Linked DNA regions of Mus musculus: region 1 is linked to region 2. Evidence: chromatin loops called from intact Hi-C (ENCODE). Cell type or tissue: gastrocnemius. All regions are shown on one strand. Links, peaks and the distances in the headings refer to the core of each region. The heading gives the core; the rest is flanking DNA. Region 1 has its middle 96 kb from the start of Otol1. Region 2 has its middle 180 kb from the start of Gm23477.

Region 1 (15,516 bases), core at 3,951-11,950, 300 kb after region 2:
ATGAAACTAAGTAAAAACATCTTTAGGGTAAAATAAAGAAATAGTAAATGAATGAGGTATAGGAAGTGTGACCAGAAAGGAAAAATGGAGAAGAATTGATGTTTTAAATGGAACAAAGAAAGTGGGGAAAATACTGTGAGGGAAAAAAGAAAAAGAAAAGGAGAAAGGAAGGAAGGGGAGAGAGCAGGTGGGAGGGAAGAAGGAAGGACGGGGCTGATTTTAAGAAAGTGTAAACAAAATTAGGTAACTGTAATAAGGGAAATTAAAACTAAAATTACAAAAGCTTTTTGTAATTTTTGAAATATGAATGAGTCAAACAAGAGAAAAAGATAATCAAATGGAGAAAATGATGGAATATTCAAATATTTCTTTTGGAGTCATTTAAAATTAAAGTTAGTGAGATGAGTGGAGGGGAGGGTGAACTGAACTTGTAGCCACTTATCTTTCGCAAAACACAGGCTAGTGTTGAGCCGATACTGAACAGGTACCAGATATCTGCCAGAGCTGTATTTACCTTTGAAGTTTCCCTTCATGCATACCAGAAGCCTCTACTGACTCGCTTAGCTTTGTTGATTGGTGGGTATATTCTCCAACTCTTCTGAGATTCATAGCCACATATTCTAGACTAGGAGTTTCTCCAAAGCATGTTTGGAAGAAGCAAACATGAGCCTGTGGTCTGCATAGGCAGACCCATCTTGATACTCTCAAACTCTCTAAGACTCTGCCCTAAACAGAAGGCCTTCATCAACCCCCTCCCATCAGGACTCAGGGAACTCTAGAAGAGGAGGCAGAAAGATTGTAAGAACCAGAGGGAATGGATAATACCAAAAAAAAAAAAAAAAAAAAAACAGTGTCTTCCAGACACAACAGGACTGATTCTCACAGATACATTGGCATCGTGCACAGGGCCTGTACAGGTCCAAACCAGAGGAGGTTCCAGAGCTGAGATAGAGAAGTGGACACGAGACCCCATCCCAACCCAGTTGCTAGCTCCAATTGATAACCACTCACAAAGGAAAAGTCAATTTCTCCAAGGGAGTCTCATTGGATATACAAACCACATGTAAAGGCAGCCTCCATACCCAGCAGTAGATGGCCAACACAAATTAAACTCAGTGGTAGCAATAGGAATTTCTTTTTCACCTTATTGGTCTTGCTTGTATATTATGACTTCAGATATTTTTATTTTATTTTTACGGTAGGTATGTGTGTGTCTGTGTGGTGTGTGCATGTGTGTGTTTGTGTGTCTGAGTGTGTTGTGTGGTCCGTGTATGTGTATATGTGGGAAAGAACATGTGTGTTTGTGCCTGTGTGAATATCTGCATGGTATGTGTATGTACGTATGTGTGTATGTCTGTATGTGTATATGTCTGTGTATGCATGTGTCTGTGTGTACGTCTGAGTGTACATGTGTCAGTACAGGTATGTGTGTAGTGTGTGTGTGTATATATATGTGTGTGTGAAGGTGTGTGGTGTGTGTGGATCTGTGTGTGATCTGTGTATATATTTCTGTGTATCTGTGTGTGTGTGTGAGTGTGTGTGTGCGCGCGCGCGCGCATGCGTGTGCACACACATGTCTAAGTACTTTGTCTTTGCTTCTTTTTGTTGATTTGTCTTGTTCGTCTGCTTGCTCACTTATTTTACTCTTGTTTGTCTGTCTTTTTTACTTGCCTGTTTGTTTTCTTAAGAGAGAGAAAGAAGACCTGGAGTTGGATGGGTGGGGAGGATCTGGAAGGAGATGAGAGAAGGGAAGAATATATTGGATGAAAACAGTTTTTCAGGTTTAAAAATTAATTAATAAATATAAAAATAAATAAAGCACCCAGTTCAACCTAGTTGAGTGTGTCAAGTGTTCTTTGGCTCCACAGCACTGAACCTTAGGGCAGGTAAGGTGCCCAGAGACTGCTCTACCTGTGGTCTCAGACCCAGGGTTATCATTCCAAAGTTATTCTCAGGTCCAGAGGTCATCCACTAGCCCCCAACAATGGGTTCACTTTCCATCCTAAACTTCCCTGACTCAGCCTCGTCCTGTTTGTGATCCTTTTGATTTGTCAAGATTGAGCCTTCCAGTTTCCACAGCTTCTTCCCATGGTTCTCTCACCCCGGGGCTCTGGCAAGTTTACTTCAAGTCCCCTGCTTGTGATTGTTCCTTGCTCTCAGACTCTCACAATGGCTCAATTTCAAGCCAGATGCCACCCAGCCACCACTAGAAGACGAACTGGAATTCTCTCTACGGGTGATTTATTTGTACTGTGGAGACATCACTGTCTTACCAGAACCCACGCTGGGTTCAAGGCTTGAGAGGGCTGTGTGCTTATCAAGCTCGCCAGTCTGAAACATAGCCTGGGACAAGGGAGGCACCAAAGAATCATTGGGGGTGACCTTGGCTGTGACTCACTACATTGGGGATATGGAACCTCAAGAGGCCACCTCTTGTATCCAGACAGGAACCCCAGTGGAGCAATAGAGATGCCAACCCACCCACAAAACTTTCAACCCAAAATTTATCCTGTCTACAAGAAATGCAGACACAGGGGAGGGAACAGAGACTGGGGGAATGGCCAACCAATGACTGGCCCAACTTGGGACCCATCCCAAAGACAAGCACCAGTCCCTAACACTATTAATGATAGGTGTTAGGCTTGCAGACAAAAGCAGGAGCCTCTGAGAGGCTCCATCCAGCAACTGACTCAGACAGACAGACACCCACCGCCAAACAATGGATGGAGCTTGGGGATTCTTATGGAAGAATAGGAGGAAAAATGGTGGCTCTCAAAGGGGATAGGAACAAAGGAAACTCCACAGGAAGACCAGGAAGACCTACAGAGTCTCTTTTCATTAAGGCTGCCTGGATTACAAGCAGCACCTCTGCTTCCCCTTCCTCTGCTGGGTGTGCAGTCCCCTTCCCCAGGACCAGGGCTGAATCCTTTCCATGTCTGTGTCTTTACACTATCCCTCTGTCCCCATTCCCTGTGACTGTTGGTACTTTTTAGCTCTGTCTTTGAAATAGACTCTATTCTTTGTTATTTTAATTATCTCTAAGAAGTCACAGGGAGGCAGCTTCTAATCTGCTATCCTACACCTAGATTCATGTGGCTTCATCTTTCCATTCTTCTTGACATTGAACGATCTTTCCATAGCTTGAAAGTGCTGAAATGTAGTCTTCTCATGGGGCAAACACAGCCTTGCAAGGTAGATTGTAAAGACGAGAATATTTTGTGTATTGTGAAAGTGTAGTGAAACCATGTTAAATATTCATTTTAACAGCTTCAACTGGTATTGTTAATCTGACAACTTTATTCGTAGCATGTTAAAAGCTGTAATAAGATAGATAGAATATTAGATTTAACCTACGAATTAAGGAACTATTGTTAGGATATAATTTAACTCTTCTTACAGCACTATCTCATGATCATCATATCAAGAAAGGAAATGAGTAGGTTCCATTGGGCATAAGTTCGTTCTATTCCACTGTAATTCTTACGATGGCTATCTCTTTTCCATTGCTATTTCTAGTTATGAAGTAAGCCATACAAGAGTAGGTCTCTAATGACTCTTTTACTCTTCTGACACAATTTACCTTTAATCTGTTGCTTTAAACTTCCATTTTAGATGACATTAGCACTCTGGAAATGGCTACAGACGTGACAAATGGCAATCAAGTCGTAACACCATCTGTATATCTTTCTGCATTCTACAGTTGGGATCTCACCTCCAAGAGACTGTCTTCACAAATCAGCCAGACGCCAATGCTTCTTTAGCACCTTGAACAGATAAAGAACCAGAAAATTAACATGGCACAAGAAAGCCAAGATACCCTGAGCTCACAGCACAGCTGCCTCTCCAGAGGACTAAACGCCGCAATGCCGTGCTTTGGACTTGCCAAGAAATTAGCAGATTCATAAATCTTAACAATGAAAAGGTGGACAGGGATGCTTAAGCACCAGTCTTATCACCCTCTGTGATATCTCTCAGCAGTTAATACCCAGGGAAAGAATGCCATGCTTCAGTATAAGTTGTACAGAATAACTTGACTGACCTCTCACCCGCATAATGTGGATCCCTGTGGGGTTGGTTTCATTTAGCGACAACAGCATACACTTCGGAATTTCATACTTCTGCTTCTGAGATGCAACGTCTCTGACCTTCGATAAAACTACAATGGTATGTCTAGGCAATAGTGTTGTTGTGAGGATTAAATGAAGTTACCTAAAGCCCTTGCTGTTTGGTAAGTGGTCAGAATGTTTGTGCCCAGGTGCAGAAGACCTGAGATGGGATCAAGAAGGGACACAAGAACCTCCCAGGTTGTTTTAGCACTCTTCATCTGCATGAATGTTAGAAAAGCAGAGACAGCATCAAGGGAGAAGGTTCAACCATTAAATGTGATTGCTATTCTTACGGAAGGCCATAGTTTGGTTTCCAGCACAGTTACAGACTGATAGACACTCATAAACCCAGCTCCGGATGATCTGACACCCGTTAAGAGCAACCCCACACACATGCATATGCCTGACTGATACATGTACGCATATACACAAATAAATACTAAAACAATATTAAAGCATAAGAAAAGCATAAACAACTTAACTGTAAGAAAAAAACAAGGCAAACAGCTCATTTTTTCTGAACTAAGCATCTCTGTTCTCATGCTACCTAAATATCTGTAATGACCCTGTCAACAAAAGACTTACAGTGTTCCTGACATCTCTCAATACCTCAAAAATCATCAGCTACTATTCCAGACACCTTCATAGAAGTTCAGGTGTCAGTTATGAAGGCTTTGAAGCTGAGCCAGAGTTCTCTTAATGTCCAGAGCTGTCACCTTGGTGCCACATTACACTTCCATGCCCATCGTGAAGAAAGCCTCAGCATTCTATCTTGAGCCACATGCCACTGCAGCTCTCCCAGAGGTCTTCAAGGGCTTTTCTGCCTCCTTAAGAAAGAAAGACATGAGATGGACAGGAATGAACTCCAAGACTCATGCCTCTTTTTCTGTCGATTTGCCCTATAGCAAGAGTATAGCTGCACAGGCACTGCCAAGAGCATGAGCCAGGCCCACCACAAACCCTCAATCAGAGTTTGCTGAATGAATGAGCATCACCCATGGTCACTGGGATGAGGTCCAGTCAGTTTTGAATCATGAGCTGTTTCTTGCTTTCTTGGAATCCTGTCAAAGACAGACTTTAATCCAATTAGGGAATCAATATCCAGCAAATATCAGAGCCGTTTCAGCCATACATATTTTTTGTTCAAGGTTATTATTTGGTGGCATTTTAATGTCTCTATGTGACATTAAAATAACAGCAGTGAAATGAACCAACCTAAAATTAATGAACAGATTGGTGTAACAGAACACCAAATACACAAGAGGCTCAGAAAAAATAATGTTATTTGAAAAGTTGATGCATTTTTTTAATCTTTTTAAACAATAAACTGATGTAGAAAAGACAAAGAAACCTTTAGAAGGGACAAGTGATTTTCACATACCTGGAAAACTCTTCTGAAAAAAGTTATTTTAAAAAATAATGAAGTTTAAATTTACCTTAAGTGCTGTTGCAACATGAAAACAATCTGAAAAATTGATGTCTAAATTTGGCTAAGTCCAATTTGGTTATCTTAGGCCCTTCATCTCTCACCGTAGGAAGCAGAAAATGAAATCATGCATGCTAAATCAATCTCCCTAATTGCCTTGGTCACCACTGCCTGCCATTTGGACAGGAGTCTTGCTAAATAGCATCCAAAAGCCAAATAAGATATGACATTGAGCATAATCCAGCTTTGTGACTTCACCCAGGTCAGTGTGACTTGAAGGACAAGAGTTTATTTGGTCAACTCTGAAGGTGCAGAAAGTGCCAGAGAATATGGAAATGTTCGCAGACTTCACAAATGTCAAAGTCAGAGGTGATGCTGGAAACCCTTAGTTCATAACTTTCTTCCCAAGACGAGAAAATTCCAGCTTGAGCGCCTAAGTGATGCGCCTGAACCTAAAGATTTCACACGTGGACTGCAATTCTGGTCATCCTCAGAATGAATGAATGTATATAAATATAATATACATATATATGATAGGTAGGTAGACTGGTAGACACAGATGATGGATGGATGGACAGATGGACAGATGGATGAATGGATGCATGATTGGTTGGATCACTAGTATATGTAAATATCTATACACAATATGTTATAATAACATCTGTGCCTATCTCCCCATTTTCTGTCACTCCCCCCCGACACACACACACACACACACACACAGAATGCCCATTATTTGAAATTCTTTGGCCATGTAATTTAAATACATGGTTGTGATGCACATCAGTAAAATTTGATTCAACTAAATCATACAAGGATGAAATTACCCCCATATTTTGAGTTCACTTTGTGAACTTCCCTGTGCCCTGCTTTCTGTCTCCATCTAGGCTTTAATCATGGGTGCATCTCTTTGTGGAGTTCTGCTGGAAAAGGATTGTGGGAAGTTTCTTGCCAAGCCTCCGCAGGCCACGTACAGAGCAACACTGCCATCTGCTGTTAAGTAGTTTCAAAACAACCGAGGAAACCGCCAAATACTGCGGGGGTGCCTTTGTTCTTCAAATCGGAAGACAAACTGCAATTAATTAGCACTTATTAAAATTCATTTTAGCCCGTTCATTAACTTTTAAGGGAATTACAAGGTACAAGGCGTTATTGAATGTCTATATGAGGTGTCCTCTCCTGGAGAAAGAACAGCGTTATTACCAAAAAAGATTCTAGGTCTGGGCTCCCCGAGCTAAGTTAGTGGGTTGTTTATACACAACTCTGGATGTACCCTTTAGGTACTAGAAACCGTACGCTCAAACCTTGCCTGTAACCTGGATGTACTGATAGTCTGCAAAGTGTGTGGCCTCGGCCTCTCCCAAAAATGACATTCTGACCAAGCCTCGTGACTTCAGGAATCTGAGATGGTGTTTAGCAATAAACGTCTTCTCGGAGGACAGCCCTTGAGCATTGGTGAGCTACATCCCCGCAGGATTTCACCTTCCGCACTTAGAAATACATGTGGAAACTTCCTCGAGGGTTTCATCTGCATGATGCCTCAAGATATTTTTAAAGCACAACTGCAGTCGGGCTTTCCCCCTACCTACCTACATACATACATAAGGAATTCTATTTTTGTGCATCCACAGAGAGAATTTTATTTCCCCTTCTACCGGGAAGTAAGATATTCAAAGATCTGGACATAAAAGAGTAAGCCGTTAGAGGTGGACAGTTAAGAAATAGGAAAAGTGGGTTTCCGTCGCTTTCGATTTTTGAGTTTGAATTTTGCAGTTTCAGAAGTTATACAACAGCGCCACCTAGGGCCCTTTGTGGACTAGCAGGTTGGCTTTTACCAATGTTTGCCCCTTAGATGAGCCAGTTTTTCTCATACAGAGAAGCAGCATGGTACAATATGTGATTTTACTTTAGCGTTCTCTGGTTTGGTTCATTTTTTTTTAAGATGCAAGAGTTTAACAACAGTATGTTGGCATTTTTCTTTATATAGAGAAACTAGGAAAGGAAAAAGATAACAAAGGAGCCAAGGGGACTAAAACAGGAAATGGGGGAGGGAAAGCCAGCCAGAACAGAGCCGAAAGACGAAGTGTCAAATATCACCATGATACATGCTTTGCATTATGAAGTTGTCACAATGAAGCTTGTTTTTTACAATTACAGCATGCTAATAAAAAATGTGTCTTAGCATTGTGCCAGAGTAACAATGACCACCACAATACTCTTTTAGTGGCCGAAAGCTGCTAACTCGCTTTCTGAATGGCTTGGAAAAATTGCTGTGTGTCCGGGGATGAGTCCAAATCGCCTCCCTGAGCCTGGTGTGAAATGAGTGGATTGATCCATGACGCTTTACCATCCAATAAAATTTAGTAACAAGTTCCTCTATTTCTATTTCAACCTAGAGAATTAAAATGAGGCAAAATTTTAAAACCTCGCGTCCTTTCGAATTCTCTACAATGGCTACCAAACTGGAGTGAAGCAGAAGTTAGAAGCAGAGGTTTCCTCGCACAGCACTGACAGAGACAATACTTACACTTCCTACCAAAGTGAATCTACATGGTCAGAGCAAAATCATCTAAGGACAGATGTAGTCAGGGTGGACCAAGGAAACAGTAGAGGAGAAAGGGGAGTTAGGGAGAGAAAATGAAGATGAGTTCCAATTATAGACTTCCTCCTCCTCCTCCTCCTCCTCCTCCTCCTCCTCCTCCTGCTCCTCCTGCTCCTGCATGGCTACGAGCTCATGAGACACTTGTGTTTTAATTCCAGTCTTCAAAGCAACTCATCTGCAAAATGAGGAGTCAAGCGGCTGCATCCATAGTTGGTACCGCAAACAAGGGAGGACCTAAAGTGCAGCATAAATTTCCAGGAGTGACAGCTCAGGGAAGAATCTGCTGCAGACAAGTCTGTGTGGGCTGTGGAGCACAGCCCACACAGCAGGCTGCCTGCTTGCCTTAAGGACATTCAGATGATTTTTCTACCCATACCCACTGAAGGTGTTTCCTGAAAAATCGGTTAGAGGCTGGATATTACAATCTGGCCTGGCACAGTGGACCTTGGCTGCGCTCTAGAGAGAGATGTGCTTGGGAACTGGTAGCCAATGCAGAGGTCTTGCTCGTGGTTCCCACATGTCCCGGAGCCACAGCAAGGCACCTGCGCTACCCGGGGATGTGCTATTAAACCTCTGCTGGTCCTGAAACCTCACACAGCTCTTGGCTGCAGCCAGCATCAGCCTTTGCCAAGGATCTGGCCAGCAAGCAGAGTTGCTGCAGTCAGCTTTCTCAAATGTGCCCTCTAGTAAGAGCGGGAGGTGGGGGAAACTGGGGTTTTTTCCCTGGCACTCGGCACCCTTAGGGGAACTTCCCTCGGCTTCTACATCAGTTTACATTCCCTCTTGAAAATGTAAGCATCGCAGAGGCCTTTTCAAAGGTTGGGATGAAGCTAGCGTTGCTTCAGTTTCTCCATACTTTAAAGCCTGTGCCCATAAAGCTAGAGAGAGAATGTGGAGGAGGTGGTCATGAAAGCGGTTGGTCCTAGCATCTCTCTGCAGGAAGGCGTGCCTGGCATCCTTTCTGGAATGCAGCAGGCTGACCATGATGTTCCCAATAGCCCAGCAGGTGTGAAGGCAAGGGCCAGCTTGGAGGCAGGAGGACCTGTCGGGTGAAGAGATCTGGCACAGGTTGGGAGGGGGGAAGAACTGTCTTAAGGACCCCGGAGGCACAACCTTAATAGCACTGAGTAGAATAACTGAGTGTACTGCAATCCGAGGAAGGAGGAGAGAGAGGGCGGGAGATGAAAGCCATTTCAGAACAGACTGTACTATTAACAAGAGGACAGACATACTGAGCGGTCTAGCATCACAGCTGCCTCCCCTGCCTGCTTGCCCCACACTGCGTGATCTATTCCATTGTGTCCCTTCAGCAGGACAGAGGGGTCCTGTCTGATACCATTGTCTCAAACTCAAAAGTCAGATAGTCATTGAAACCTCTAGCCATTTTTCCCCTTCGGAAGTCCATAGCTGAAAAAAAGTCAAAATGTTGATTTTAACAACGTTTCTGCAAAGCTTGATGTTCATCACCCCATAATACCCAGATAGAGTCAGTTCTCCCCATGGGAAAAATAGCAAGAAAATCCCCTCTCTGGAGTGGAGAGAGAAAAGCATTGCAAAGGAGAAATGCATGAAGGAATCAGGACAGGCTGTGACTAGGAAGAGGGCTAGGGAAAGGCTGAGAGCCCAGTCTGCAGCGTCACACACATGGAAAGTCCTGCCTAGTGGGCTCTGTGCTTCCTCCCAGCCCTGTGAAGAGAGAGCAAAGCCATAGAATGCCAAGGGATGCAAACACAGCTGTGTAACAGATTGAAGCAAAGTGTACTCAGAGTGTTTTTCGTGGCCACTTATCAGGGACTTGGGGTTCTCACTTGCAGGGAGGGGATGATAAAATACCAACTTGGAAGAGCCTCTTGCACATGAGACTGCCCTCTGGGTCACCTCATGGTAAAAATGTCACCCTCCCTCCTCCCTCCGTAGCAATGGGTCCTAGAAGTTAGTGCAGTCGGTCATGGCCAAGGACAGACAAAAGAGGAGTATCGATGGCTTCATTTGTCTGCACCACAGACGAGTTCTCCGCCACGGCTGGCTTTGACATCATGAACAACAATGCAGATATTATACAGCTGAAATATCTCATGGCTCTGTTTTCTAATTCAGCCAGGAGACAATGCTCTTCTGTTTAAAGGGCTCTGTTTTGACACAAAAGAAAAAAAATCTGGTCCACATAGGCTGAAAGATGGCTCAGCAGGTTAAGGCACTTGCCATACAAGCCTGACGAAAAGAATTCAATCCCAAGAAACCATGGAAAGACGGGAAGAGACACTCAGCTCCCCAAAGTTCTTCCTACCCCATACACACACAGTGGCATACACATACCTCTGACCCCAGATCTCTCTCTCTCTCTCTCTCTCTCTCTCTCACACACACACACACACACACACACACACACACACACACACACTATTTTTTTAATCTATGAACTGCATCAATGATTAAGCCAGCTGATAGCAGAGCAAGTAAAGGCAGCATACACCCCAGAAATTTCTTGCAGCTTCTCTTCCTTCGCTTGCCATGGACACAGTGTTTTGTTTTGTTTTGTTTTGTTTTGTTTTGTTTTGTTTTGTGTTGTGTTTTGTTTTGTTTTGTTTTGTTTTTCCACAGCCTTTTTTTCCCTTTTTCAAAAATCAGACAAACAACAGAAAAAAATAACATGAAAATTCATTTTTGAAAAATTTTGATACTGTTCTCTTCCAAGGAAAGCTCAAGTCAGTATTATAGCATTATAAAAATAACTGTCATAGCTAAAATTAAAAATTAAATAAATAAGTAAAATAATAATAATAATAATAATAATAACAGTTGCCAGTCAGCTTCAAACTCCCACAACAAAACCCCAGATGTGAGCTGCTTCTGACCTAGAGACACATCTGTTGTCTCCTGTGTCTGAAGGTTTAAGGTCAACATTTGGTGACTCCACTGGGTTCACTATGGTGGAGGCAGACAGTAGAACAATCTGCTCACACTTTGAGCCAGACCAACAGGATGAAGAGACAAGTGGGGTTCCCATGATCACCCTCAAACATAGGCTCTCAGAGGCCTAAAGACCTCTCCCTAGATCCTTCCTTTTGAAATCAACACCTCCTCTAGGGGTCTCACCCTTACCACAGGGGCCGTCCACATGCAAGTTGTAACGCCTGGGTAAGAAATGGCCTTGATTCTACAATTAGCCTCATTCATTTAATTTCTAAGTCAACTGAACACCCACCAATAACAGATAATGAGACTTGGCTCCAAGATCTCTGCTTTAATGAATGTTAAGAAGTGAGGGACGGATATAGCTGTCTCCTGAGAGCCTGGCAAATACAGAGGCAAATGCTCACAGCCAACCATGGGACTGAGCACTGGGCCACGATGGAGGAGTTAGAGAAAGGACTGAAGGAGTTGAATGGTTTTGCAACCCCATAGGAAGAACAATATCAACCAACCAGACCCCTCAGAGCTCCCAGGGACTAAATCACCAACCAAAAAGTACACATGGAGGGACCCATGGCTTCAGCCACATATGTAGCAGAGGCTGGTCTTGTCAGACATTAATGGGAGGAAAGGCCTTTGGTCCTGTGAAGGCTTGATGCCCCAGTGTTGGGGAATGCCAAGGTGGGAGTCAGGAGTGGGTAGATGAGTGGGGGAGCACCCTCATAGAAGCAGGAGGAGGGGGTGGGATAGGGGGTTTCTGGAAGGGAAACCAGGAAAGGGGATAACTTTTGAAATGTAAATAAATGAAATACCCAATAAAAAAGAAAAGGAAAAAAAAAAAGAAGTAAGGAACGGGTAAGAAAACGGATGGCTACAGGCAAGAAGATTTAGAGCCTAAGAGAATCAAGTGTGGAGTTCCAAGTGCTGTCTCAGTCTCTCTGGTCTGGATGGATGCAAGGTGGGAAGAGCATCTCCAACAACCAAAATGGTGCTAATGAAAGCCCTCCATGCCTAAACAGAACAGAAAGTCTGGTGTGGGGATGTCTGGTTTGGGGATGACACATCAAGAAGAAAACACATCATGATTTACTAAATTTAAATCATTCTTTTTGTATTATTTTTGTTCCCCAGTTTGGCTTTGGTCAGATTCACTGCCTAGAGAAAGAAGACCCTTGGCCATAACCACAGATTGCTAAATGAGATGACTCCAACCTCTGTTAAAGAGCACCGTTCTAGATAGCAAAAAATAAAAGAGAAATATAATTTGTCTTTTCAGATAGATCTCCCGCTTGTGACAGTGACAATCTGCAATCGTTACAATTCAAGAAGCAACCATTTTGACAAAATGCTGTTCCTCTTCAAAATACATTTAGGTGCTAATCTGACATTTCCCTGCGTGTCCTTTTTTCGACTCTTGTCTTTATCCAAGTGTGACGCACACTTCTTAACGGAGTCCTTGTAAGTCAATCTTCATCTCCCGGCTGTTTACCCTTTCATTTTCCTTAGGCAGATAATCAGAGTACCTGTCAATCCACCAGGTGGGAAATCACTCAAAAGAAACACTGAAAATAGAGGTGTCGCCTGCTCTCTAGAGGGAAGGGAGGCAAAGGTGAAACAGCACCACCCCTACCAACCAAGTGCCCTGTGCTCATCTGTCTCCAGTACAAGCATCATGACTTTTTGAAAGGCATCCATAAGGACTTAAATTGTAGAGTAGAACTTCCCCTGGCTGGCAAATCTAGTTCTCTTTTTCTTAGCCTTGAGGAATCTGTAACTGTGCCCTGGTTGAAAGCCTTCCTCTCCCCTGTACAGGTGAATGCTTGGATGACTGTAATCTTTTTCATTAGAATAGGTCCCAGCAAGGATGTCTACCTATCGGTTTTTATTCCACGTAGAATGTTATTTGCCTGCCAGTCTTCTGACCCATCCTGCTCATTTCTTGATGAATACCTGAAGAATGGAGGGCAGAGGACGGTAGCTCAAAGGGAGAGCAAAAGCTGAGAAACACTTAATCTTATGCATCACTCTCTGGCTGGAGACATCCTCTGAGGATTTAAAATCTGACTTCACATCTGCAGGTGCTGCCTGTGCAAAGCACTGAACCTTGGCTTTCTTCCTGCTGGATCTTCCTAGGGAGCTAAAGTAGGGCAGCCACCCAGCAGGAGGGTCCGTTCCCCACCAATGCAAGTTGCTGCTACACATCCACCCTTTTTTCATTGCTTGAGGGTGAGGGGTGGGGGTCATGTAAAAGCTAAGCACACCTCAAACCCTTGTTTCATCTCAAATCCTGGGCCACATATTCCACGGGGCCCAGGCACTTACCAGGATGAGTCTACAGAGAAGGCAGCTGGGCATTGTTTGCAGCTAGCTAGAGAATTGGAGAGGGAAAATTCAGTTGAGGGCTTGCTGTGCACCCGCCAGGAATTCTCTTGAGCTCATTATTTGGATGAAAACCAAAGTGAAGAGAATAAAAAGGAAGAAAATGTGCCTGTGTCTTTACCATGCCTTCCCTGTGCCTGGTCCTCTGCTGGTGACAAATGCTACAAGTCAGAGCCGAGGGAGAACTTCTGTTTGCCTTTCAGAATTAGGTAAAAGGGGGTTTCATTGTTGCAGGTTCTTTTTAATACAAATTGTTCAGACAACTTATATTAAAGCAATATTCTCCCTTCCTTCCTTGAGTGTAATGACCCCAGTGTAATAAAAATCATTTCGCTTAAATGTTCCAGTGTTCTGGGGAAACAAGGCTCGTTCACCCTCCTTTACTTAACAACCTTGTTTATCTCAATGAAGATTTGAGTGATCACCCAATTTATTGAACATGTGCTATGGACCAAGCACAGATTTGTTATTCACGGCAGCTACATAATTCTACCATAATCACTCCAACTTCACAATGGAGAAATCAAGTCTCCCGGAGGTCGAATGAATGACTTGAGCTTTCAGGACCGAAGTAGAGGATATGCTACTTGGGTCCATATTTTTTGACCACAAGGTACATGGCCAACCTATTGTCCTGTACAATGCCGCTGAAACAGAAGAAGTAAGTGTGGTCCACTCACCCACATCCCCTTTCTCTCTTCATCTCATAGATGAGCAGAACAAATGAGTTGCTTCTTCAGATACTCGAGGAAGAGAGATAAGCAGATCAATTGCTATTAATGCTGAGCCAGCCACCCTGTGTCATCACCAAGATGCCTGGATTTATTGTGTAGTACATACTCACATGAGACTATGCATCAATAATGCCCTCCTGCCCTGCATGCCCTAAATGTTCAACCCAAGGACTACCCAGGCTACTGCTATTTCTCACTCACCCCTTCAAATTCCAATGGAAGAGCAGAAACTTATCTCCAAGTGCCAGAAGTAGGCAGATTACATACAATTCAACCCCAAGAGTCTGTCTAATCAATGTACTGGCCCATATTTCCCACATTTTATGGGACAGCAGGGGAAATTGTTGAGAAGAGCCAATTTGCAGCTGTGTTCTTAATTATGCCTTCTCTGTGAAAGAAGGCAAAGCTTTCAGCAAGAGACTGCAGCTGCATTCACAAGGCAGGAGACCCGGTGTTTGCAGCAAACAACGGAATGCCAGAATGAAGAAGAGGTGCCAGATCCCAAGGAGGACTAAGTGACCATCCTCTCTTTGCAGATGGGTGGCCAGGTCAAGCCATTTGATTTCTTTCCATCTCAGTCAAGCCTGCTGCGCAGGTGTATTGAAGCAGGAGGAGCTGACTGCTAGCTAAATAGATGCTGGCTGCAACTTAACTGGCCTGGATCATTATATTCCTCCCCACCAAGTCACTGTCACTAGCAAAATAGTGAAGTTTGAAAGTTTCTGCCAACCCTGTGCAGCTTAGAACTGGATGAACCAGAGTGGTTCCTTCAAATGCATGCAATGTACTCTGGACCATGACGGAAAAAATAGTGCCCGAGCCATTGTATCTGTACTGGTTGGTCATAGGCACATTGAGAACAGAAACCCCACCCACATCCTCAACTCAAGTTTGCAAAGGTGTTACCTTATCTTTCTATGACTGAGTTTCCCATCTATGAAAATCCCCATTCACTAAGAGGAAGGGAGAGAAGAGTTGAGAAAGTAACTCTACTTTCCCAATGATTGCACTGGATTATTCGTTCCTTTGTTTATCTTGGCTGCAAAAACCATCACTGGGATAATCTTGTGTCATCACTATCTAAGTAGGTTTTCCCAAAGACACCATCTCTCTTATCACGTCATTGTGACCTCTCGTAGAACTGCCCCTTGTTCCCTAAGTCATTGTAACTTGGCTCTAATAACCCTCATATAGCTCAAGCTCTAAAGTAACTGTGCTGTGACATGCACTACCTACAGCATCTGGCTACCTCTGCTGGCCTTCTTTTTATTAATAAGGAAATTTTTCTCCACCACCTCTGAGGTGCAAGAGAAAACTGACAGCTGTATGAGCAAGAAAGCATGAGTCTTTTCTCTT
Region 2 (15,516 bases), core at 2,682-10,681:
ATGTTAGCGAGATCTCACTCCTGGAAGATGGTGATGGGCTTCCTGTTGATGACGAATTTCTCATTCTCAGCCTGAACCGTGCCGTTGAACTTGCCATGGATAGAGTCATACTGGAACATGTAGACCATGTAGCTGAGGTCAATGAAGGGGTCCTTGATGGCAACAATCTCCACTTTGCCAACTGCAGAGCAGAAGTCAGCCCTGGTAACCAGGTGCCCAATATGGCCAAATCTGTTCATATCAACCTTCACCACAGTGACTATTGGCACTGTATGAAAAGATAAGGCTGTCTCTGAAATAGGGAGGAACAGAGAGCCCCTAGTAAATATTTTATTGACAAGTTAACATTGTCATAATAGGAACTGTATGCAATTCAGTTTTTCTAATCAGTTAGTAGAGGCTACAGTGAAAAGAGGTGTTAACACTGCAGCAGGAATCTATGGGGATGCTCCCATGATTGGGTCTCAGGTTTTAGGGGAGCTCGTGCGTGTTCTTGGGTCATTAACTACTTGAGTATACTTTAGTGCTCTTCCTGCCCATACTAAGGGGCATAGATGTCCATAAATGCCCAAAGTTTATCATCTCCTTTATTGCATGCAGGTTAGATGCTGAGAAGGCCTTCATTGAAACTAATCTGTAGTAAAAGTAGATTATCTTGACATAAGAGGTTTGTGTGTAAAATAGAATGCTGTGGTTCATTTCAAAATGGTTATTTTTCTCTTCTCTTTGCCAGGAACTTTTCTCTTATGAGAACCTATTAAGGAAAATTCAAAAAAGTACAGAAGCCTCTCTATTGCTATGGCCCTTATAGATTTAACTCTCAAACTAGTCCATTAGGATCTTCTCTGAGTTTGTCCTTTATAGTACAAGTTTTACTTTCTCAACACTAGCTTTCACGGAGGCATCCACCCATGAGTTTTTACTCTGGTACATGTTGAGTTTTCTCTCCCTGTTTGTTTCTCCAACTTTGGGGAGAAGTTTTCCTCTATGTCCTCCCTTTTATGAAGATACAAATTGAGATGTGATTATTTAGTTTGCACAGTGTTTTCGTATTGCCACTATTGGAAGGGTGATTTCTCAAATTCTTACATGGCTAAGTACAAATAAAACCTATCTCTAAAGCCTCTTTTATAAATATTGCATATGCAAGCATAGTCTCAACATTTATGAAAAATAGCACACCAAGATATAACTATTGTTTTCCCCATACCTCTGTTTTTATTCCTAATAATCTGTCATTTTTAATTGAATGCTGATTTTTAAGGTTTAGACCTTGAAATCTGCACAAAGGCCATGTGCTGAAAGTGTGGTCACCATTCTTCAGCACTGTGGGAAACTAACAGGATGTGAAGAAAGTGAGAAGGAAGGTAAGCCACTGGGAATATGCCCTTTAGGGAGACATCTGTGTTTTGGAAATTTCCCATCTCAGCCTCTTTGCTTTTCAGCCACATGGGGTGACCAGCCTCTTTTGCTACATTCTTCCTGCCATATATGCTGCTTTAGCACAGGCCCAGATGCAACTGTATGACACAATCATGGACTGAAACCATATACCAATAAAATTATTTCACTTTTAAAGTGGATTATCTCAGGTATCTTATTACAGTGAGAGAAAGTTTATCCGAGGACTAATTAAACTAGTTTTAAGACAATCATTGTGAAGTTGGTGTTTTTTAAAAATGTGCATTAAATTTTGGTTCTTTCACCATCTTTTTTTCTGTCTTTGACCTCTCCTTGCTCTGATGTATCTTATTATATTTATCTCTTCAAAACAGAATTCTAATACTATCACAAGTTTTCCTCAATGTCTAATCTATCCCATGTTTGAAGAGCAGGGTAGTCTTCAAAATCATCCCAAATTATATTACCAGTCTGAGCCTCCTCTAAGATCCAGAGGATCTTAAGCTATCACTTATAGACAGAGTCATCAGTCTATAAATACCTCTTATATCCTTCCAACTTGCCTATTTGTTTTAAATAATTCCATGACTTTTAAAGCTCATTAAGACAAAAACCTTCTAAGGCTGATTTTAAAATTTCCCAGTTATTCCAAATAAGATGTTGCCCTGACCTGAAGGACTAATACAACAGGGAGCTGCAAGGACAAATTGGGATCAGGAGATTTGAAGGAAGGAGGCAAGACAAAAATCCTGTTCAAGCCCATTTATTCTTGGGAAAATGGAGGGCTTATAAAACTGAAAACCACAGACAGTATTTGTTCAGGTTTACAGGCCAAACTGATGCTAAGTAATACATTAACATCAAAGGAATGTCCCCATTGTAAAAGGTCCAGAAAGAAGTGCCTTCATTGTAAAAGGAAGGAATGCCCATGTTGTAAAATGTCCCAAGTCAATTACTACGGAATGGAAGCAAGATAGTGGAAGAAGCAAATGAGTCTTAGATGATGTCCATTGCCCAGGGATAAGATGGAGGCTGAGATTGCAGGAGCTTCCGGACCTCAACAGGATGGTCTCTGTCCTTTCTCCACTATCTATAGCAGTGAATTTGTGTGAAGAAAACCAGCTGTTGACAGCACAGGATATCCACATGTGACCCTGTGATATGGGGTGCTAGGCAGCAAAAGGGGAAATAAAGGAGCCCTTTATAGCCATCAACTTCCAGCCTCCACTGGGGACCTATGCGTATGTCTCAGGATGCCATAGACAGGCTTTCTCGAACACAAATTCCCTAATCAAGAGTTAATAAGGCCCAATAGAAAAGGAATTTTAAAAATTTAAGATGTTATGGAGTTAATTTTGTCAATAGAGTGCTTGACACACAAGAATGAGGACCAGGGTTTAGATGCACAGAACTCACATAAAAGTCGGGTAAGGTTGTAAGAATCTACAAACCCAGAGCTGGAAGCCAGAGGGAGAGGAGAGGCAAGCTGGTCCCAGGGGCTCAGTTTCCAGTCAAACTAACTGAATCAGGGAACCCTAGATTGAGTGGCATCCCTTTTTTCAAAAGATGAAATGGAAAATATCTGAAGAAAGAGCCCTTTGTCAACCTCTGTGCTGGACACATTCATCATTAGACAAGCACATAGGCATAGTTCCACCTACACCGATTAATTAATTTAATTAAAAATAGGTACTTCATGTACTATAGTGGACAATTGCTGGGCTATTTGTGACTCTATTTTAAGTACTAACTATCTTTCCACAGCTAGATGAGAAATAAGCATCTCTGGCCTTTTAGGGAATATTAAAACTGCCTGAGCTCTTTGTAAGTAATTATAGGACTGAAGATGAACCAATGTTCAGGACTTCACTCTGACTCACAACTTAGCAAAATAGGAAGGTGATATAATCACAAGGAGCTAAATTAGCTGTTATCCCTTCCTGTCTTAGGTACATCCTTGGTCCTAATACACTAAGAGAGACTCTTAGCTGACTGAAAGGCTAAACCAAATAACATTAAAGCTAAACATTGCATTCTTGGTTGTTCCAAAACACAGCTCATTGCTGTCATATTCAAGTTACATGTCACTCTGAAAGAAACACAATTGTGCTTCTTCAATAGAAGCTATAAGGATCAAAGACATAGGCAGTTCAGTTCTTTGTTCTTTCCTGTGTACCCATCTGTGAATTCTTTCTATTTGTGTTCTGTCAGAACTATAGTTTTCTAGCCGGGCATGGTGGCGCATGCCTTTAATCCCAGCACTTGGGAGGCAGAGGCAGGAAGATTTCTGAGTTCGAGGCCAGGCTGGTCTACAAAGTGAGTTCCAGGACAGCCAGGGCTATACAGAGAAACCCTGTCTCAAGAAGACAAAAAAAAAAAAAAAAAAAGAACTGTAGTTTTCTGTTCTCTCTCTCTCTCTCTCTCTCTCTCTCTCTCTCTCTTCCTCCCTCCTTTCCCCTTCCCTCCTCCTGGCTGTTGCCTAGGTTTCCTTTTACCTGTCTGCTGTTCTCTCTAAGTTCAATAAATTATCCTTATGTTCCCCTTTGAGTCTTATTTTAAATTCATATCAATGATATTTGAAAAACTGCAAGTAAGGCCTGTCTCCTTCCTCACATGCTGACGTGTTGTCTTATTTACAGTTTTAATGGAATAACACAGTATATCTAATGCAGTTTCACGATACTATTCTCTATTAATTCCCTAGCATCCTAGTTGACACAGAGCTGACACAAAGCAAGTTTATGACTAAATTAAACGAATTTTACATCTTTGTAAAATTGGAAGGAAAAGAGTTGACCATCCTCCAGTCTTAATTATCCAAATGTGATTGATAAGAGCATATGGTAGTAACTTTACAAAAAATGCAGAGTGGTTCTCTTCAGTCATCAACTGACTGAAATTAAATACCTCTGGAGTAAAAGCATAACTCTCAGAAGCATAATTACATATTTGTTGTATAAAAATCTGAACTTTTATTGAAGTATTCAGTTATTTTGATTAATTAATTGTTCCATAAAAGAAATAACCAACTTCTAAATAAGCATAGCAATATTCAACTACATTATATAAATATCTTTGTGAATTATATTGCTTTGTTATGTTGATAAAATTTATTTTAAGTATAACAAGTCTGATTATTTTACTAAATACCAAATGTTATTATGCTATAGGCCATTAGGTATAGAAGACTCTAAGCTCTTCATTTGGTAAGGCCAAGTTTTAACTGTTTTAGAAACCAATTTAAAGCCTTATAGCCAGGTAAATCAGATCCAATTTTTTTTATCAAAATTAAAATTTACTAAGTCAACTCTTTCATTTAATATATACATTCAACTGACTTATTTTTCTAAAAATTTTTCTAAAGTAAAATTTATCCTCTAGTAATGAGAACATGTCATCAATAGACAATGTATTGCTGCAATTAGAAAAGCCTATTTCCAAAGCCAAGTTCTAAGACAGTTTTTATTTAATTTTTTTGGAATAGATGTCTACAGAGACAACTTCTTACAAAATGGGTGGAAGGGGAGAATCTTTGATTGCATGAAATAAACCCTGTAGAGACTAAAATATCTTGTTGCTCAAGGTAGGTGATGGACTATCAGACCCAGAGCCGAGGGAGTTTAGGCATGTCTGCCCAGAGTGGCCAGTTGCAAGAGTACCACTGGCATGGGACCCAGGCAACAGGCACCATGCTCCCTGGCCTCCTCAGGAGACCCCTCCTCTGTTCCCATCCCCCTTGTGCTCACCTCTGGGGTGTGCTGCAGTGCAAGGTGGGGGGAGGCAGAGCTAGGCAGAGTGAGCAAGGCACTCGAGGCTGCCACCATGAGGCACTTCTGCACCTGACTGAGAGGAAAGGCTGAGAATTCTCTTAGAGGCTAGGAAGAATGTCCTGGGCATGGATGGGAGGCCCTCTAAGATGGGAGGGCAACTGAAGATAAGGAGCACCTAAAAGCCTATCGCCAGGCTCTAATGGCAGGTCTCATCTCTGTGGGGCTGGGAAGTGCTCCACCAATCTGACTAAGGAAAAAGGAAGTTACAGAAGTTAAAAGGTTTGCAGGACAAGTCAGTAAGAGAGTTATGCAGGTTGATAAGAAAGTATAGAGGAGGAGAAATGAAGGAAAGATGGAAGGAAGGAAGGAAGGAAGGAAGGAAGGAAGGAAGGAAGGAAGGAAAGTGCTGCTAAGAAGTAAGCTAAGAAGAGAGAAAGATTAAACCCATAGAGAATCTAGGCAAGATCCAGAGGGTAAGGAAGAGCAAAGCTTCAGCAGACTAATGAGAAACAGACTCCGGAGAGATAGATGACAGTGGCAAATGGAGAGATTAACAGTGAGGAGAGGTAGGCAAGATGAAGGGTTGCTATATAGAAATAAGAAGCATTATGGGCAGAAGGACAAAGCACAAGTGGTGAGAAACATGGACAGGCTGACAAAGACAGAGACTAGAGTCAGAATCAGAGATGTGCAGTGAGACAGAAGGATAAACCAGGGCAGAGGTAAACTCTGGGGGAAGATGGGTGACAGGATGGGGACATGATAATTGGATAACATCCAAAGGAAGCAAAGACAAGGCGGAGGAAAACACACACACACACACACACACACACACACACACACACACACACACAGAGAGAGAGAGAGAGAGAGAGAGAGAGAGAGAGAGAGAGAGAGAGAGAGAGAGATGGGGAGAGAGAGAACATTGTATGAGGTCTCTATTACAGCCAGGAAAACAGGAGCAAAGAAAGGTAAATAACAAAGACTAGAGCTTGGCAAGATGGCACATGCTGATAATGCTGGCACTTAGAAATAATAAGCAGAAGGAACAGGAAGCCAGGAAATTAAAAAAATGATAAAAGACATGAGAGAAACTTGTATAAAATACTGGCCACAGTAGTCAGGGAAACTAGAGAGCTTAGTAAGACAGTACCAGGCAACCAAGAGAGCCTTTGCCTAAAGATGAATGTGCTTACTATAAAGGAAAAGAACACTGAGAGTAAAGGGATGGCAAAAGGGGTGATAATATAGAAGCTGGATCCTTGGAAGAGGCCGTTGGCCTACCTGTCAAAGAAGCTAGATACAGTAGCAGCAGGGTGGCCTGCCTGTTTGTGGATCATGGCAGCTGTTACAGTATTGTTCAAAGATTCGGACAAGTTGATAATGGACAGGATTTAGTAGTATCAGCTCCTTATGCCCTGCAGAGTGTGATCCATCAGCCCCCAGATCGATGGTTGACCAATGCCTGCATGACCCATTACCAGACTCTGTTGCTCAACTCCAATAGAGTCATTTTTGCCCCCCTCAAGTCTGAGTCCAGCTACCCTGCTCCCAGACCCAGATTTAGAGCCCCCTGTCCATGACTGTCAGCAAGTTCTTGCTGAGACACATGGGTGGCATAAAGATCTGACAGACCAGCCACTAGAGGGTGCAGATGTTACCTGGCTCACAAATGGAAGCAGCTATCTAGAAGAAGGGAGGAGACATGCTGGAGCAGCTGTGGTAGACAGACACCAAGTTATCTAGGCACAGGCCTTGCCAGAGGACACATTGGCCCAAAAGGCAGAACTGATTGACCTCACTTAAGGCCTTGGAATTGGGAAAAGGAAAAAGATTCAACATATACATGGATAGCAGGTATGCTTTTGCCATAGCCCACGTCCATAGGGCCATATATCAACAGAGGGGTCTACTGACATCGGGAGGAAAAGAAATTAGGAACAAAGAGGAAATACTGGCTCTACTGATGGCCCTCCATTACCCTGCCAAGGTAAACATCATCCACTCTCCTAGTCACCAGAAGAGAGATACCATGATAGCAACGGACAACAACATGGTGGATCGAGAAGCACAAGTGGTTGCAGTCGTGGCCCTGCTGGTGTTCCTGGCAATGGAGCCCAAATTTACCTACATAGCAGAAGACTTAGCCCCCATTTCCAGAGATTCCAGTCACCATATTAACAAAAATAAGAGACTGTGGTACACCTCCAGGGAAAAGAAAATCCTGCCACAAAGACAAGGAGAGGCTATGATCAAACAGATGCAACAGTGGACTCACTTAGGGGTAAGCAAGCTCATTCAGACATTCTCCAAGACTAAGTATCATGTACCAGGTTTAAAACACCTTGTGGAGCAGGTGGTGCACAAGTGTGTGCCCTGCCAAAAACTCAATGTCTGACGCACTATAGTGGTTCCAGGGAAGAGGTACCAGGAGACAGACCCAGCGTCTACTGGGAGGTAGACTTTACTGAGGTAAGACCTGGAAAATATGAGTATAGATACCTTCTGGCTTTTGTGGATATGTTCTTGAGATGGGTAGAAGCTTTTCACTGTAAAAATGAGACTGCTCAGATGGTCATCAAGAAGATTATTGAAGAAAAATTTCCAAGGTTCAGAGTGCCAAAATCAATAGTGTCAGATAATGGCCCTGCCTTTGTTGCCCAGGTAAGCCAGTGGGTAGCAAAGTGTTTAGGTCGAACAGAAACTACATTGTGTGTACAGACCTCAGAGCTCAGGACAGGTAGAAAAGATGAATAGAACCCTAAAAGAGACCTTGTCAAGATTAACCGTGGAGATTGGCACAGACTGAGTGGTGCTCTTCCCCCTCACCCTATTTAGAACCAGAAATACTCCCTCTCAATTCAGTCTTACTCCTTTTGAGATCCTTTATGGGGCTCCTGCGCCCCTCACTGTCTTAAATGATGTGATTGAACCCACATGTTGTAGTAATAATGATCTATATGCTAGGTTAAAATGCTTGCAGGTGGTGCAGAAGGAAGTCTAGTCACAACTGGCTGCAGCAAATGAGCTGGTACCCCAAAGACATCCCACCAGTTCCAATTGGAGATCTGATCTACGTGTGCCAGCATCGCACCCAGACCCTCAAGCCTTGCTGGAAGGGTCCCTACCTAGTCCTGCTTACTACCCCTTCTTATCCTACTTCTGCTCTTAACCTTTGGCCTAGGCATCCTTAATGACTTAAGTACAGTACAACTGTTGGTGCTCAGACAACAATATCAGCAGCTGCAACAATGTGAGACATCATTTCAGAATTGAAACGCACCAGACAAAAGGAGGAAATGTAGAATCCAAAATAAATTCAAGACCACTCAGCCACTTTCCCCTTTGAAGCAACTTTCCAAACTATACTAGCAGGACAAGTGCAGAGGCAGATAAGAAAGCTGGCCGACAAAACAATGCTGAGAAAAAAACATAAGGGCAGGCAGAGTGAGGGACTAGGCCAAAGGTAGTCACCCTATGTAAACCAACCAATGCCTGAAAGGGTTACTTGCTACACCAATCAGAATAAGCCAGCTAGCCTTGTTGCCTAAATCTGCCCCTTACACAATATAAACAGTGTGTTCTTTGTTCATTTGCGGACTCTCCTCTTGCCTGTGTGCTGGGGCGGGGGAGGTCCCCAACCCGTTGGGGAAAACAAAAACAAAAAAAACAAACAACAACAACAACAACAAACCTCTTTCGGTTTTCAGTGATGTCAATCTCTGTCGTCTTTGTAAGTGAGGGTCTTTTGGTGGACTCCAACACTGCTTCTTGGAGCAACAGTGTCTAGCCATGCAGAACAGCTCCTTTATTTTGACTTTTTATTTTTTTTTATTTGGATTTCGAGGTAGTAGATTTCTAAATTGCTTCTACATACACCATTAAGTTTTAGTTAATACATCCAACTTTAGCCCTCTCGTTTCCCCAAGCTCCACACCCCATTTCATGATTAAATGTTATCATCTCATTCTCTACTTTCCTTTTAAGTGTTTCTACTGTTTCCCTTTCCGTAAGAATTTCCATACATGTACAGTTTCTAGCCTCTAGGCTCCCACAGTTATTCAAAATTAAGCAAGCAAATAAAGAGTTGAAGGTAGATCTGAATATGAGAGAGTTCATACGTTTCAGTTTTTTTTTTAAAGATTATGTCAACTCACACAGTATATTTCTCCCCACTTTTATTTTTTACCTTAATTTACACAATTTCCCTTTGCAGCTAAATAAGACTCTATCATATATTTAAACTACATTTTTATTATCCGTTCTTCAGCTGATATGTATCTTGGCTGTTTCCATTTACTAGCTCTTGTAACAATTTATAAAGATTCTCCTTATCTCACAACCATGCTAGCGTTTGTATAATTTGTATTCTCGACCATCTATTCTTTGTAGATGAGATGGAATATTAAAAGGGTTTACATCTTCATGTTTTCATAGCTAAAGAAGACTCTTTATAAAATTTCCTAAATGTAGAGGAATTTTAATCCAACAACATGGCTGTTCTGGCAAGGGATCATATACAAAGACCTTCTAGGTCTTTGTGATTCCATTAAAACACAGACACACCTTTAATCCCAGGATACAGAGGTAAGCAGACCTTTGTTTTCCCAAGGCAATCCTGGCATAGAGAAAGTTTCAGGTAAAAAAACAAAACAAAAACAACAACAAAAAAAATAGGTCCAGGCATGGTAGTACACACCTTTAATCCCAGCACTCAGTAGACAGAGGCATGCAGATATCTGGGTTCTAGTCGGTCAGTTGAGTTCAAACAGTTAGTTTGATGCAGCTCAGAGTTAAGAAGCTGGGAGTTGGTGTGATTGAATGTAATCAATGGAATTGAATTCAGGTCAGTTTTGTTCAATCAATTGAGTTCAATTTAGTCAGTCTGTGCAGGAGGCAGTACAATGGAATTAAGTTAGTTCCATTCAGTTTGTGTACCAGACAGTGTTGAAGCTAGAGACTAAGAAGGAACCAGAAGATTAGAACAAATTGCTAGAGTTAGTTTGAAACCAAGCAGAGAAATTCAGTGGGAAACTAAGAGAAACCAGATTGAATCAGTCACCTTGGCAAGTAGCTGACTAGAACAGCTGAGTTGAACCAGCCAGCCAGAGTTCAGCCAGAGCTAGAATGGATGAGCTTATTCAGCAGTAAGCCTCTAACATTATGTTTACACCAAGTGAATTAAAGTTACTTTTTCTCTTAGGCATTTGTATTTCTTATTTTCAAAACTCTTTATTAATGTAAGTCATTTTATTATTACATTTTGGTAACAATAATTAGTAATATTACTTTCTATAAGTCTTTTAGTGCTTTTGCTATTCTATGCATTAATTCTCTCTCCAATTATATATATATATATAACGAAATAGACATAAACTAATTATGGCTTGGGACATAGTACATGGATATATATTTAATTCTGTACTACAGCTAATAAAGTAGGGACACTCTCTAATATTATGAAGTTCTTCAATATTTTACTAATGCCTCACATTTTATATTTCAATTTGTCATGCAGAACAAGATAATACAAGAAAGTAAAATAAGATAATACAAGAAAGTAAAACTCAGGAAATACAGATTTATTTATCAAATCAACAGAACAGCAGGATATTACTATCTTTGTAAAAGACCTTCAAACTACCCAATTTTAGAGTGTATTGAGTGTGTATGTGTTAATAAGATAACAAAAACCTATCACATTGAAATTAGACAAAGACAGTCAACAGAGAAAATGAAGCACTAAAAGAAGTCTCAAGAATCAGACTCACTTGTTCACACATGCTGGAGGCCCATAAAAGTACTAAACTGAAAACTATAATACATACACAGAGCACCTGGTGCAGACCTATGTAGGCATAGTGTTTGTTGCTTCAGTCTCTTTGAGTTCATATGAGCTTTGTTCAGTTGATTTACAGGGCCTTGTTCTCCCAATATCCTCCATCTGACTTTTACACTCTTTCTGTTTCTTCTTCTTCTGCCAAAGGGTTCCCTAGCTCTGAGGGGAGAGATTTGATGGAATATCCTATTTAGAGCTACTTGTTCCTATCTGCTACAGGAGGAAGCTTCTCTGATGATGGATGAATACGGTAGTGATATTTGAGTATAGCAGAATAGTGTGGTTAGCCGTTTTACTGTTACCTTACTTATTACCTTTTAAACGAATATTATTTGGTTTTACCATGATTCTCTATGCTATCTAGTCTGGTTCTCAATTGTTAATCAGTACCACCAAGTATGGGTTTCTCATCCTTCATTGGGCCTTAACTCAAATCAGACATTGGTTGTGTTCTTCCAAAAGCTTTGTGACACTATTGCCCTAGCATATCTTGCAGGTAGGACAGATTATATATCAGAGGTTTTGTGACTGAGTTTGTGTTAATCTTTATATTTTGGTAGCTTACACAGTACCTTACCTTACAAAGACACTAGAAGGTAGAGCTGAAGACTCAGTGTAGGTGCCAGCTTGCCTTTTCCAGAGTCAATGAGTTTTATGGGTGTTTTAAGATTTTCATGAAACTTTTTGTATATATATCCAGAGTTTATGCTTTAAATTTGGTTTCCTTCACTCTCCAGTTTGGACCTTCAAAAGTGATTCACAGTTTTTTTTTTATAATAAATATAACTCATTTTTATAGGCAAATTTTCCTTCAAAGCTTTTAAATCTTGTTAGTTCAATATATAAAAATATTTTCTTTATTATCACAATCATGGCAAAACTGAGATGAATAACCTAAAGCCTGAACAATACCTAAAGCCAGCAGCCTCCAGGATAAACTTTGGACTTTGTTAGTCCTTTGTCTTTAGAAAACTCAATGGCTTTGCAACAAAAAGGTTTTTTTCTGTTCTTATTTTACAGCAAACTGATTTCATTGTAAGACCTTACTTTTATATAAATTCAGTCAACATTTTTGAAAAGCTATTTAAAACATCCTGTTCTCTGCTGCTATACCAAAATGTAAACATTCTTTTGTCTCAAGAGCTAGTCCTCATTACTGAAACAGTTTCCTGCCAAGTATTCCCATAGATCACACACGCGCACACACACTCACTCCTTTACTCTACAGAAGATTTCTCAAGTAAACCACTGCCTTCTTCAAAATTCTAACTTCACCCCTAGTCCCTCCTATCTGTTTGGTCTGAATAACTCTCACAATGCATTAAAATCCCTCTGATAATTGTTCCCTTATTTGGTTATTATAAATGCCTTCTATCCACCTGAAGACTTTCATTGTATTTACACTCTAGCAGGTAGATATATTTTAATTGGTTTATGATTAAGATAATAACTACCATATTGTAAGCATACCATAAAAAACCCTTTGAATCCAATTTGTTTTTTTTATAATACATGCTTGGGACACAGTAAAGTAATTATCTAATTTTTGTCTTGAGTTTATGACAAGATGTGTCAAATTTGCTTGGAATTTCCTTAGAGATGGGAATACTTTCGTTTTAATGAGGGGACTCCAGTGTCAGCATGGAGGCTGTCCAACAAAATGACCAAACATGTAATTAGAGGGCTGGAGCATTCTGTCTACTCTACCTGGAGTGGAGGGCATGACGAATTTAAGCTATGTGATAATACTTCATTCCATCATACCCTATAACACACCCCTAGCATCAGCTCCATACACTGAAGCTCAGTGGAACGTCAGGGTTGTTAATGCACAATGCTGCAAAATATCCCAACCACTAGAAGCTCATTTTTGAAGACTCAAGCCGTTGTTGTAATTTCATTGTCTGTAGGCAAACTTAACTTATAGTTATAGAACTGCCCTGCCGTCTGTGAGGCAAGTGGTTCTAGCAAATTATCACATAAACCTACATTCAATTAACAAAACACCCAGAGTGATGTCCAGCTGATCCGGAGTGCGCTTGCTCTGAGACACATGGAACCTGTAGTTGGTACGCATATTACTTACTTGACATTTAAATAAAGTTTCCCAATCTAGCCATAGAGTAGTCCTTAATCTAAGATGTTAATAAAGTGAGGGAGCTCAACAGGTGTTTATTTCTTTCACATAGCTCATATTTAGTATTAAGTCAATGTTCCATGTGTGCTTTTCACTGTGGGTAGTAGAATAATGAAAAATATATGAATACAGAAATAAAGGCAAGATTCTAGGAACTAAATATTGGAAGTGAGTTATTTAAAGTGAATCTATCAAACATTGACTGTGACTGAAGCACATTTCTCCCTCCATGTTTACACAATGGGACTCATTAATTGTATGTATCCTATGAATACTCTATGTGACTCATTTCTAGGTTAGCAAGGGTAAGAAAATTAATCAAAACACCAGGTAGCTGGTTCAGGTAGCTGAAATAAGAGGAACTTCCCCTTCCTCTAAGTTTTAGAAGCTGAGATAAGGATCACAACAGAAAAAAAAATCAATTATTTCGAAAGAAATTCAAATTCAAAAATCAATAGCTGGCTCTCCTACATGAGGGGACTACCTAATAGCTGCAATCAGTGACTGGGGCAATCTCTAATCTGATGCATTTAGCCAAAATGATTTCAGTTTCCAACGTGAGCATATCCCAGTGCTTCTTTTCCATCTTATTACTTTGAAAAACTTTCATTAGAGGCTTGCCAGATATCATTAAAAGTGTGAACATCTCCGAGAGATACCTCATGAAGTTAAATTTAAATCACAGCTTCAACATATTACAAGGGTGACTGCTATATTCTACAAATCTCTCTGCTTAATGAAAGCAAAGTGAATAACGAAGGGGTTGTGTGTCATCTTTAAGAACTCTAAGGATTTACTGTATTTTAGAAGCACTGGGCAGGCTTTGCACCCACACCATTATAATATAAAATAGATTCGTTAGCAAATCAATAGTGTAAACAGTGCTTCTGCTGAAGAGTAAATGAGAACACTGGTTCAATCACCACTTTAACAGCAGCGTTTGCACCCAAACAATGAATGGCTAATTATAAATGACTGTGTATGCAGAAAAATAAGTTCCTAAAGATGCCCAGACTAACTTTCTCTCCCTGAATTCCATCAACAAAAGAGAACTGTGTTCTTGAACATAATAAAACTGAATTATGTGTTTTTAATGTTCTCTGAGTCTGATTCTTCCTAATGTCAGATTAACCTCTCATCCAGTAGGAATTAATAAAGCTTTTCAATGGGTTAAAGACGCAAGCATCAACTAGCTAGAAATCTCATCTTGATTATTATTCTTTCAGTGGGAGAATTAACTTGAAATTGGACAAACTTTACTTAAAAATACCCAGAATTGACTCTAGAGTATAGTGTCATATTTAACGTGTTATATCTTTATATCTCCTTTTTAAAAGATCTATTGTTTGTATATGAGTGCACTGTAGCTGTCTTCCTACACACCAGAAGAGGGCATCAGATCCCAGTACAGATAGGTGTGAACCACCATGTGGTTACTGGGAATTGAACTCAGGACCTCTGGAAGAGCAGTCAGTGCTCTTAACCACTGAGCCATCTCTTCAGCCCACATCGTTATACCTTTAAAGAAAATTTTAAATTTTAAATTTTTAGAATTGAAATCAAATAAAATGACTGATTAAATGGAGACACACAGACTTACCCCTAGGGGGGAAAAATCATTCTCAAACTATCCTGAGTTACAAGTTTCTCAAATTCTGCACAAGTAGCAGTTGGGCGTGTACTCTGCTCTGTGTTTATGAGAGAGCCTTCATAGAATTGTTCACAATAGCCACAGCCTCTATCCATAGCAAGCCAGTGACATATATCCACTACCACCTCCTTGCTACAGTTCTAACATCTAGAAATTTCTGCAGATGCTATCAAATGTCTCCTGGGGATGAAGACAAGTGATAGTTCCTTAAAACTGCGGATCACTTAATCCAAACTGTGGACACTCAGGCCAGGAAGTCTGAAGTGAACTCTAGTGTTTCATAACCACTCTGGCTGTATTTGGGTGTATCTCTTGGAGAGAAAACCTCTGGACCACTTGGAAACACTACATGCATTCTGTTGCTTTTTGCAAGTAATACTAGTGAATGAAGAAAACTTTCCAAAGGAGACCTAAGCCTATGCTTCTGCTTGCAACCTTATCACCTGCCCAAAGCTGACAGAGAATCAGAAGGATATATGTGTGTGTGTGTGTGTGTGTGTGTGTGTATATATATATATATATATAAAATCACACTATACAAAAGGTTCTCATGAGTTCTTCCAACAGACAGACGAAGATGAGAAGAAAGATATTTTACAAGTAGGTTTTCATAGCCATTTCTGCCTCATCAGATTTTGTATCTCTCCTCTATGATCAACAACATGATCATGACCATGATCAACAACACAACAAAAGCTAATCAGCACTGGCAGCTGTC

The links. Peaks named below come from ENCODE experiments on the same cell type or tissue, not always from the same donor. Only the 100,000 strongest peaks of a DNase experiment are listed, where the experiment ranks them.
Region 1: a loop joins it to region 2, with 11 times the contacts of the local background. A loop is called at or near these places in 11 of 42 quality-filtered maps.

Annotation. Positions count from the first base shown.
Region 1 is chr3:70,095,914-70,111,429 of GRCm38, reverse strand. No RefSeq gene overlaps it. Among named protein-coding and RNA genes, the nearest start is that of Otol1, 96 kb to the right of the region's middle. In gastrocnemius, for the core only: CTCF peaks have their summits at 6,531 (motif pointing left) and 7,327; DNase peaks (open chromatin) are centred at 7,328, 8,652, 9,131, 9,796 and 4 more places; H3K4me3 peaks cover 989 bases; H3K27ac peaks cover 346 bases.
Region 2 is chr3:70,398,057-70,413,572 of GRCm38, reverse strand. It overlaps the pseudogene Gm6631. Among named protein-coding and RNA genes, the nearest start is that of Gm23477, 180 kb to the right of the region's middle. In gastrocnemius, for the core only: a CTCF peak has its summit at 6,812 (motif pointing right); a DNase peak (open chromatin) is centred at 6,822.